Linked DNA regions of Homo sapiens: regions 1, 2 and 4 are each linked to region 3. Evidence: chromatin contacts called from ENCODE Hi-C data. All regions are on one chromosome and are shown on one strand. The core of a region is the stretch at or near the end of the contact, and the rest is flanking DNA. Distances in the headings are between cores, read along the strand shown. Region 1 holds the start of LINC02432 (long intergenic non-protein coding RNA 2432). Region 2 holds the start of RNF150 (ring finger protein 150). Region 3 holds the start of ZNF330 (zinc finger protein 330). Region 4 has its middle 21 kb from the start of RNF150.

Region 1 (2,700 bases), core at 163-2,662, 110 kb after region 3:
AAACACTACTCAGTGGATTTTTAGGGGGTGGTTAAGTGTGTTTGTTCAAAGAAAAGAGAAAGCCTTTATTGGAATCTTCAGGAAATTTAAATACTAAATTTATGAAATCCACAACACTTAGTATAGTTTTTCTTACATATAATAAATACTCAACAAATAGTAAATAGAAAGCAAAGGAGCGAGAATGAGAAATTTAAAAAACACTCATACTATAAACTCTAAAAATAAATCCTAATAATGCCTTTTTAGTTCTGATTTTCTGAAGATTATCCTACTAATAGAAGAGTATAATGATATTTAGAAACTATTAAAATGAATAAAGAAATTTGTTTTATTTGAGTGTGTGTAATAGGGTCTGAGCATATATTTCTTTTTTCTCTCTTAAGTGTGCCTAGAGCACATATGCACCGAGAACTCTACTAGATGCTAATGAAACAATGGTGACAAAACAGGCTGTCCCCGATCCAGCTCACAGCGTACTCTGGTACTCTCTGCCTGGTGAGTTGATTTCATGAAAATTTCTTTTGAGTGGTTTCTTTGAGCAGAGCTTAAAGAGGATGAAAGGAGGACAGTTGTCATGAGTAATAGGTGAGGAACATTTACAGGAACAGAAAATTGTCTGAAGACTTTAGGGACATGTCAACACTTAGCTGAGAAAATCATGATGCTTGCATGCCTAACTCCTTCTACCTGGAAATCGGATGTGAGCATGTTAGAGATTTCAGGAAGAGTATGGTGTTTAGGAACAGAGGCACTTGCCACACAGCAAACGTCAGCCAGCAGGAATAAGCACATAGTAGCTTCAGGTGTGATCACCAGCCATAGATTCTCTGTTCCCCACCCCACTAATACTGGGACTTTTTACACACCTATATTTGCCCATATTTTCAGCAGAATATCCTGTAGTATACGTAATAACTGGTAAGTTTAGCACAGGTGGTAAGTGATATTTACCTGTTAATCACCGAAATTTTTTAAGGAGGCTTCTCCTGGCATGAAAGAGTTGGTATTGTGTCCCGAATTGGTTGGTTCTTGGTCTCACTGACTTCAAAAATGAAGCCGCGGACCCTCGCGGTGAGTGTTAACAGCTCTTAAGGTGGCACGTCTGGAGTTTGTTCCTTCTGATGTTCGGATGTGTTCAGAGTTTCTTCCTTCTGGTGGGTTCGTGGCCTCGCTGGCTCAGGAGTGAAGCTGCAGACCTTCTCGGTGAGTGTTACAGCTCTTAAGGCAGCGCGTCTGGAGTTGTTCGTTCCTCCCTGGGGCTCGTGGTCTTGCTGGCTTCAGGAGTCAAGTTGCAAACCTTCAGGGTGAGTGTTACAGCTCATAAAAGCAGTGTGGACCCGAAGAGTAAGCAGTAGAAAGAGCGAAACAACAGAGCCTCCACAGCATGGAAGGACACCGGAGCGGGTTGCCACTGCTGTCTCAGGCAGCCTGCTTTTATTTTCTTATCTGGCCCCCACCCACATCCTGCTGATTGGTAGAGCCTAGTGGTCTGTTTTGACAGGGCGCTGATTGGTGCGTTTATAATCCCTGAGCTAGACACAAAGGTTCTCCACGTCCCCACCAGAGTAGCTAGATACAGAGTGTCCATTGGTGCATTCACAAACCCTGAGCTAGACACAGGGTGCTGATTGATGTGTTTACAAACCTTGAGCTAGATACTGAGTGCCGATTGGTGTATTTACAATCCCCGGGCTAGACATAAAGGTTCTCCACGTCCCCACCAGACTCAGGAGCCCAGTTGGCTTCACCCAGTGGATCCCGCAGCGGGGCTGCAGATGGAGCTGCCTGCCAGTCCCGCGCCGTGCGCCCGCACTCCTCAGCCCTTGGGTGGTTGATGGGACTGGGCGCCGTGGAGCAGGGGATGGCGCTCCTCGAGGAGGCTCGGGCCGCACAGGAGCCCACTGAGGGAGTGGGAGGCTCAGGCATGGCGGGCTGCAGGTCCCGAGCCCTGCCCCACGGGAAGGCAGCTGAGGCCCGGCGAGAAATCGAGCGCAGCGCCGGTGGGCTGGCACTGCTGGGGGACCCAGTACACCCTCCACAGCCGCTGGCCCGGGTGCTAAGCCCCTCATTGCCCGGGTCCGGCAGGGCCGGCCGGCTGCTCCGAGTGCAGGGCCGGCCGGCTGCTCCGAGTGCAGGGCCGGCCGGCTGCTCCGAGTGCAGGGCCGGCCGGCTGCTCCGAGTGCAGGGCCGGCCGGCTGCTCCGAGTGCAGGGCCGGCCGGCTGCTCCGAGTGCAGGGCCGGCCGGCTGCTCCGAGTGCAGGGCCGGCCGGCTGCTCCGAGTGCAGGGCCCGCCAAGCCCACGCCCACCCGGAACTCCAGCTGGCCCGCAAGCGCCGGGCGCAGCCCCGGTTCCCGCTCGCGCCTCTCCCTCCACACCTCCCTGCAAGCTGAGGGAGCCGGCTCTGGCCTTGGCCAGCTCAGAAAGGGGCTCCCACAGTGCAGCGGTGGGCTGAAGGGGGCTCCTCAAGTGCCGCCAAAGTGGGAGCCCAGACAGAGGAGGCGCCCAGAGCGAGCGAGGGCTGTGAGGACTGCCTGCACGCTGTCACCTCTCAGTATCTTTATAAAAGGTGAGCAATTTTCTGCTCAGTGTATGAACTTCTACTCATTAAGACAACAGCACAGTTGAATACTATATTAATAACGATGAATACAGAAGTGATTATTAGCAAGTTCTATATATCTAATTAGAAGGCTTTG
Region 2 (2,700 bases), core at 4-2,503, 87 kb before region 3:
TTCCGCGCCGCACGGACTTCCCAGAAGGAGCCTGGAGGCAGGCGCTGGATCCCTCTAGGCACCTCCGTCCCCGCCGGCTCCCCTCCCCCGCGCCCGCTGGGCCACTCACCCGCGTGGGGCATGGTGATGGTCTCGTTGGTGTTGGAGCCCACGTTGAAGATGACCACGGCTGAGGCGTTCTGCAGGAACGCGTTCCGGATCTTATCCCTGTACGTGCAGTTGCCCTTGGGGATGAGGGCTATCCAGTTCTTGCCGCGGGTCGGGGCGGCGAACTTGGTGTTGGGGTCGCAGGCCAGGCGGTCGTGGGCCGAGCTGGCCATGACCACCTCCCCGCGGGCGTCCTGCTTGGGCGAGTGCTCTCCGTAGCGCCCGCACTCCGTCTTCTCCGTGTGCAGCTCCGCGCCGCCGCCGCCCGCCGCCCCGGCCCCGGGGTCCGGCGCGGGCTCGGCGTAGGTGATGTTCACGAAGGCGGTGTACCATTCCTCCTTCTCGGCCACGGTAAAGTCCAGGCAGAGCAGATGCACGAAACAAAAGGAAAGCAGCCATGTTGAGAGAGCCAGACTGCAGCACGCTTGGATGAGAGACATTGCCATCTTTATCCGCCGGGGCCCCCTCCCCGCCCCCGCGCCCTCCCTCCGTCCCGTCCCTCCTCCCCAGCCCCGGCCAACCCCGGGCCGCTGCCTCTCCTCCTGCTGCTGCTCACTCCCGGGCCGGAGGGGCCGCGGCCGGGACGCGCAGCCGCCGCGGGGACCGGATTCCGGGCGAGCGGATGGCGCTGGCCCCTTCCCCTCTCAGCTGTAGCGCGGTGGTTGCATTTTGCTTCTTGGGCGCCCGGGGGGCGCGGGAACAGAGGGCCCGCGGGGCTTGCGGAGGAGTCCTGCTGCCGAGCGTCCTGCTCCTTCGCCCGGCTTCGCCTTCTCTCATAAGGGTGGCCGGGGGCCCACGAACTTGCAGGGTGGCGGCCCTGCGCCCTCCAGCCCCGGCGGGGACGGGCACGATTGCTCGTAGTCTGGGGTGCTGCGGTGCGGGGTGCTGCCCAGGGTGTCCCGGCCGCCGCCACTGAGCGCTGGGGCGCGCGAATCCAGCTGCAGCCGCTGCTGCCCTGCGCCGGTTCCCTCAGGCTGCGGGCGCTGCGCTCCTGATCTCGCCGGTGGCTGCGCCTGGGCACGCACTTGCCGCGGGCGGGGCGGGCTTGGGGACAGTGGGAGCGAGCAGGCAGAGCGGAGTAAGCGGTCCGTGTGTGTGTGTCTGTATGTTTGTGTGTGTGTGTGTGTGTGTGTATAATGTGTGCGTGCAAGGAGGAGCTTAGTGTGATGTCAAAGCCCCTGGGATTCTCTTGCCATGTTCCCTTGGTCTCTCTTTATGGGCAGCAGCGACCCCTGTCGGGTCTCAAATTCAACCTCAATCGGCGACTTAATCTAGGTGGAGGTAAAGAGGAAGCGACCCCTCGACCTTTGAGTACGGGAATAACTTCCTGAGCGTTACATTTAGCAAATGTATGTGCCTCTCGTAAACGACCCTCCCGTTTGCTGGAAGTACTGCCGTGAGCTCCCTGATTACCTGTCCTAAGGCCAAAGTGTAAGGTGGTTTGGTATTGAGGTCCTTCCAAAGCTACCTCTGGAATACCTAGGGCAGTGGCTATCAAATCTTTAGTTTTAAAACTCAGACCGATGGGTCCTGCCACAAAGTTTCTGGTTCAGTAGATCTGTGGTAGGGCCCCAAAAATATGCATTTCTAACAAGTTCCCAGGTGGTGCTGATGCTGCTGGTCTAACAACCATTCTGTTAAGATGGGTATAACAATGGGCTTCCTACTGCCCACCTGGAAGCAAACATCTAACATTCGTTTTCTTATAGAATAGGTGTTTTGTCACTCTGTAAGAAGAGAAACCGGGTGAGACATTTCTGGACTGTGTTTATTCTGATTGTCATGGCTGGGAACAGGGGACTCGCAGCACCAACAGGCAAGGGAGGTTTGTTTGGGTTATTGTTTATAGTGCGCTCTCCAACTGTGCATAGAGATTACAGTAGTCAGCAGACAGTACAGTCCCCCTAGTGTAGTGTTCTTAAAACTGTAGTACAGCAGAGTGCCTTACCAATTAGACGTTTTGGTGGTGGATATCCTTTCCCTTGGCTTGAGATGCCTGCCATATAGTCTCTAAAAATATTTGTTTGATGGTTCTCTATCATTTACATTGTGTTTCCCACCTGATGCTCTTTCAGAGAACCCAGGACCCATTCATGATTTAAATTTAAAAAATGAAAGGCTGCCTTTTCCCCAGGACTTTAGCATGTTTACAGCTCTTCGTTAATGAACGTCCACCAGTACAACTTCTCTTTTTCCGGCAGCAGTACAAACAGCTGATGGCTGTTAAGGGAGGGCAAAGAGCCTCAGCTGTACCCAAATTAGAAGCAGGCACAAGAAGAACTACTTAGAAGAATTTGTCTCTATGGCATTTGATGTGCTGAATTTGTATGTGTTCCTAGCTTATTCATTTTAGAAAATAGGCTTCTAGGCAATTGGGACAGTGCTTTTTATAGCGCTTACTGCCAAGGAGGCAAAAGTGGAGACACCTGGCTGCTGGTTCCTGAACCACCAGAGATCTGAGGGAGGAGTCCACTGCTAGAAACCCCCGGCTAGGTTCTGAGCAGTTGCCTTTAGCAACCCACAGTGTTTCCCCAGTCTTCTTTATCGCTTAGC
Region 3 (2,700 bases), core at 141-2,640:
CAACACAATCCAGCTCTTGGCCATCTTCAGGAGTCCTTTAACCCAAGGTTGCACTCTTCTCCTTTGGCAGCGTTCATCCAGTGACTAAATGTCATAGGTGTATAAAGGTCCAGCCCAGTTCCCCTAACTCAAGACAACTCTGAAGGGATATCCCAGATTCAAAACGAGGCCTTCACTGAGACGTCACTGCAGGTCAACTCTTCCCTCTGCTCAATCCTGCTTCCATTTCTCCTGCAGATGTTGTTCCCCAAAGCATTCCCTAACATACTCATTATACTCTTCTCTGACTCAGAGTATGCTTCCTGGGGAAGCCAACCTAAAACAGTTGGTGTCAGGAGTGGTTCAAGTTAGGCTAAGATGGGATTTATGATTCGAATCACAGGCCATGTGACTATCAATGAGGACCCCCTCGGTGGTAGGTGTAGGACACACAGACCTCGGCACAAGGTAACAGTGCAATAGTTACAACTTTCATCAGTAATGAAACTGGGGTGGTATTCTAACGTAACTGGGGTGGTATTCTAATTTATATACGAGTAGGTAAAATGTATCAGGCATTTGAGAACTATGAGGGAAATAGTAACCTTAATGACAGTGGCATTGACTGTTATTGCTAAGTAAAATTGATTCTTTGAAAATAGCAAAAGGCTGAGATGGTTAATTGGCTATCAAAATCTAAGAGTAAATTCCAGAAGGCCTCTTTGGTCCAAATAAAGAGGCTTTTATCTCCTGCAGGGGGAGGGCAGGAAAAGCACAGGAATAGGCCTGGTACTGAATCCTAAGTGCGGCAGAGCTCCGAAAGAGATTAGGAAACCCAGCTTGGTCGGCTATGCAAAGGTGGAGGTGCTTGATCGGAAGGAGATTCTGATGCAGGGGGAGGATCATCAGGTTTCAGTTAAAAGCAGGCAGATTACACATTAGAGGTAGAGAATGTGGGATGATTTGTTCACAAAGGAATGGAATCCAGAGGGCATAACAGAAATAAGAGACAGGGGAGGCTGGTACGGAAGTTCATCAGGCAACTGAAGGCACAGTTTGCGCAGCAACCAAGAAAAGGTGGGATGTGAGGCACGCAAGATGTAGAGGTGGGGAAAGGTTTCCAACAGAATTCAACATGAATTTGCTGTTTGAGTCAATTGATCCAGTACCAAGTCTGTGAGTTCATTTTCCTCTTCCTTTTAGATTTCTCCTTTTTCTAAAAAAGTAAAACTGAGGGGGCCTTCCCCTGCTTTCCCTCCTTCTGCTTCCCTATTTTCCCTCGCATTCCCTTCCTTTTCTGCAGATCCTCTGCTTAGGAATGGGGCATTGGCCCCCGCAGGAGTGGGCGGGGAAGGGGCGGAGCGAACAGAGGTGGGCGGCTCCCGTCCTATGACGTCAGCCGTAAGGCGCTGCTGTCGTAAAAGGACGTCCGGTCCGTCTCCTAGTGTCCGGAATCGGCTGTCAGCCTCCCTGGCTGTTAGTACCTTCTTTCCCGGAGTCCTGGTCCACGAGTTGGATTTACTGCTGTCGCGGGTGGGCCTCACGCCATTCCCTGTCCCTCGGCCCCCTGAGTGAGTCCGGTCTCCCGGCGAAAGTGAGCGAGGTTTGCCCGGAGCGCGCACGAGGTAGGGTGTCCCGCGGGCGGGTGACGGTTGCGGGTCCCCGTTGCGGGTCCCCGAGCCGCCTGGCACCTCCGCCGCTTCTCCCCTGGACGCCCCTCCGCCCCACTGGGTCCTCCAGCTCCAGGCTGGACTCCTAAAGCCGCAGTGCCCCGTGCCTGTTTCCTCATTTGGTGACACACGCAGTGCATGCAAGAAGTTGGAGTGTTACCGGAAAAGGGCTTGAACCCGTATAAGGCTGAGAAGAAGATTCACTCTTTTGAGCGTGCAGAACAAACTGGAGGGAAAAAAAAATGAGATTTAACTTTATCAGAGGATTCAGAGGATATCTCTGAGGACGCAGAAAGTTAATCCGCATGATCACCTCGTGATTATTTTCTGAGGTTCTTTGGCCAGGGCAGCACGCCCTCTAGATTTTGTCATTTTACATATTGGAATGGTGCCTTAGTGGTCTGGGCGTTACGTTACCGAAATAACCACCTATTAAATCTGGCTATTTTTCAGTTGCTACCGTACTGCTTACCACCTGTTTTGTTTTTTTTTTAATTGAGCATTCAGTTCAGAAAACTTCAGTTTAGAAAAATCTTGTATTTCAACTAAATGATGAAAATTAAACATACTCTTAAACGTAAATTTGAACCCCGTTAAAATTACATGCTCACTGCGTGTAGAGGGAAGAGCATTTGTTAAAGTCAGAGCAACTAATACCTTAAATATCTTCAGAATGTTTTGACTTTGTAGTTAATAAATAGTGTTATTTGTTGACTGTTAGATGTTTTGTTTACATATTACATAGGAAAAATTAAACTTGTTATACTTAAGGTGTTGGCAGCGTCAGGTCATCTGAATATATAGCTCAAAAAAGTGATATAAACTGGCTAAATAATGCTCTTATTAATGATTTTTTTGTTTTTGCTAATGATACATGATTCATTTGTTTTAATGAGGTGCAGAATACTTTATCATTGGAGAAACTTTTTTCTTAGTGGGAAAAGAAGACTAGTTTGTCTTTTAGGGTAAATTTTTTTGACGTTTACATTTTTAGAATCGTTAGTGCCAATAAATGCGTTAAGGATCACCCGCTTCATTTGGAATAATATGT
Region 4 (2,700 bases), core at 92-2,591, 66 kb before region 3:
GCTTGCAATACACATAATTTTTTTCTTCTCCTGTCTCAGACTGAGAAAAATTTTTAATTCTTTCAAGTGCTGGGAGTATATTGTCATTAAAGATGTCAGAGCACTTTCTAGAGAAGTTGTTGGGGAGGGAGGGTTAATACAGTGTTGTGGACTGAGTTGTGTTCCCCAAAAATTCATTTATTGATTCGTTTATTGAAGTCCTAACTCCCAGTACCACAGATGGTGACTGTGTTTGGAGAAAGGGTTTTTAAAGAGGTAATGAAGTTAAAATGAGGTCATTAAGGTGGGTCTTAATCCAGTTTCGCTGATGTCCCTAAAGAAAGAGTAAGTCTGGACACAGATGGGTAAGAGGAAGACCATGTCAAGACACAGGGAAAGATGGCCATCTACAAGCCAAGGGGAGGGGCCTCAGAAGAAACCAACCCTGCTGACACCTTGATCTTGAACTTCAAGCTCTTAGAATTGTGAGAAAATAAATTTCTGTTGTCTAAAGACACCCAGTCTGTGGTAATTTGTTATGGCAGCCCTGTGTACTAACCCACACAGTAAAGAAATAATGGTAAAACATCTTCAGATGAGCATTCACCTATCCAAAGAGAAAGAGGATAGTGAGTGGGTAGATGATATAGTAGGTTTCAAATGGTCCAGAAGGATATAAAGTTTCCATTACATATTTTTCTATTTGTTTCCCAACTAGATTGTGGGACCACAGAGAGTAGAAATGATGTCTAACCTGTCTTTGAAACTTTTTCTCATAGGTGTTCATGTATGCCTACAGGATTGATCCATAGTGAATAGAGGAGGTATGCAGCAGTGAGCATACACCACAGTGTAATGTATGGCTAAGAGAGCAGGCTCTCGAGTTAGTTTGCTGAGATTGAATCCCAGATATGCCACTTATTAGTTGTCTGCTTTGGGACAAATTTCTCCATCTCTCTGTGCCTCAGTTTTTTCATGTGTAAAACAGATAATCATTATACTTATCTCATCAGTTTGCTGTGAGTACTAAATGAGTCCATATATGTATAAGCACTTAGAATAGTTCCAGGTACATAAATGGCACTCAGTAAGACTTTGCTATTAGACACATCATTTTAAGACTGCCCACAGAGTAAACAACAGGAGGAGCTCTGCTGTAATAGTTGACATAAAGCAGAAAGACTCTGTGTCCAGTTGATAGTACTATCAGTTCCTTGGCCAATTTCCAACTTACGTTCTTCCCACGTAAGTAGCCAGATCCTCCCCACTCTGGTGAAAGGAATTGGCTCTTATAAAACTAATGAGGAACATCACAGGCCTGCATAATGAAAGAGGTCATTCTGTCCTTCCTTAGCGTGCCTGTGTGGCACAATGCTATTAAGTTAGAGGGGCTGTTAGGCAAGCACTTCTCACAATTTGTTGGGTAATGACTCTATTTGGATCAGTGGGCTAAATGCTGGGGGGCTGGGGAAGAGTTGAGAAGAGTCAGAGAACACACACACTCGAGAACAAGTGGAGGCCAATTTCTCTGCCTTGGCTGAACACCTTGCAATTCTGGTGTGTTTCTAGAGAGATAGAATATGCCCCTGTGCAACACATCTGAAAACTTAAGCAGCTATACTTAAAATGCAGACCACATATTTGAGTGCAAAAAGAACATAAATTAACAGCTGAATTTAACTTAAAGAAATCGTATCATGAGAAGGTAAGCTCTCAGGAAGGTTTGAAGGATGAAAGAACACAAATTGGTAGAGATGAGGAAAAGAGAGAAACCATTATTCAACAACAACCTATGTTTCAGATGCAGTGTCTCATTTAGTTTTATCAGTAACCCTAAAGATGGGTAGAGGTAATTACCTTCATGCCTGACTCATAATGATAGGAGACAGGCATTTTAGAAATATGCCTATTCACTAAAATAAATGCTTGGTGATGTCATCCTTCGTCAGAGTCAGATATTTTACCATTAGCTCCTTCTTCATAAACAATCCTCTTTTGTCCGTCAACTTAAAATTGTGAGATCTATACATTTGGAGAGGAGAGCTTTATGTTTTATTTTATTTTATTTTGAGACAGAGTCATGCCCTGTCACCCAGACTGGAGTGCAGTGGCGCGATCTTGGCTCACTGCAACCTCTGCCTTCTGGGTTCAAACAATTCTCCTGCCTCAGCCTCCTGAGTAACTGGAACTACAGGCATGCACCACCACACCCGGCTGATTTTTTTTTTTTTTTTTTGTATTTTTAGTAGAGGCAGGTTTCACTATGTTGGCCAGGCTGGCCTTGAACTCCTGACCTCAGATGATCCACCCGCCTCGGCCTCCCAAAATGCTGGGATTACAGGCGTGAGCCACTACGACCGGCCGAGAGCTTTATTCCTTAAAAAGAGTTGCAGCCTGCAAGCCGGCCATCCTACAGGCCGAGAAGCATAGATTCTGGCAGAAACTGAAAGTGGGCACTTTGAAGGAGGAAGGGTGAGACAGGAATTTATGCTGAATGGGTTGGATAAGTATACATATTAAACAGGGTATAGCAGGACTAGGAATAATCACAAAATTGGGTATGCAAGTATGAGTAGTAAGCAAACATGAATGTTATATACATCCCATTTTCACTTTGGGGTGGAGACAACATTTAAATGCATCAAAATTTGGCTGTATATGTCAAAAGGTGAAATGGAGGACACAAAGACATGCAGTGCCCAGTCCTGTAAACAGCCAGAA

What was found. A loop is a pair of places that touch in the nucleus more often than their neighbours do. Pooled maps may share reads with other maps.
Region 1: a loop to region 3 is called in a map of ascending aorta, with 3 times the contacts of the local background. The contact joins the promoter of LINC02432 here to the promoter of ZNF330 in region 3. A Hi-C loop is called at or near these places in 4 of 168 maps with a recorded cell type or tissue (IMR-90, MCF 10A, ascending aorta and 1 more) and 12 of 50 pooled maps.
Region 2: a map of ascending aorta shows a loop between it and region 3 (2.3-fold over the local background). The contact joins the promoter of RNF150 here to the promoter of ZNF330 in region 3. A Hi-C loop is called at or near these places in 1 of 168 maps with a recorded cell type or tissue (ascending aorta), 1 of 37 single-sample maps with no recorded cell type and 9 of 50 pooled maps.
Region 4: a loop to region 3 is called in a map of heart right ventricle, with 4 times the contacts of the local background. The contact joins the enhancer-like site here to the promoter of ZNF330 in region 3. A Hi-C loop is called at or near these places in 8 of 168 maps with a recorded cell type or tissue (Right ventricle myocardium inferior, cardiac septum, endothelial cell of umbilical vein and 5 more) and 20 of 50 pooled maps.

The regions. Positions count from the first base shown.
Region 1 is chr4:141,331,205-141,333,904 of GRCh38, forward strand. It overlaps LINC02432 (long intergenic non-protein coding RNA 2432), which reads right to left and starts at 1,413. Exons shown (of 4, transcript NR_121625.1): 1 at 955-1,413. RefSeq lists an enhancer at 308-1,507.
Region 2 is chr4:141,132,216-141,134,915 of GRCh38, forward strand. RNF150 (ring finger protein 150) reads right to left here and starts at 1,254. Exons shown (of 7, transcript NM_020724.2): 1 at 110-1,254. The coding sequence starts at 593. RefSeq lists a silencer at 1,073-1,192.
Region 3 is chr4:141,219,505-141,222,204 of GRCh38, forward strand. It overlaps ZNF330 (zinc finger protein 330), which reads left to right and starts at 1,391. Exons shown (of 10, transcript NM_014487.6): 1 at 1,391-1,604. RefSeq lists enhancers at 1,176-1,682, 1,683-2,187.
Region 4 is chr4:141,153,056-141,155,755 of GRCh38, forward strand. It overlaps a transcript of RNF150 not described here. Among named protein-coding and RNA genes, the nearest start is that of RNF150, 21 kb to the left of the region's middle. Within about 2 kb of position 1,342, at least 2 of the 41 ENCODE cell types and tissues checked have a DNase peak (open chromatin) inside an H3K27ac peak, as active enhancers do; they include heart right ventricle, where a contact is called at or near this core.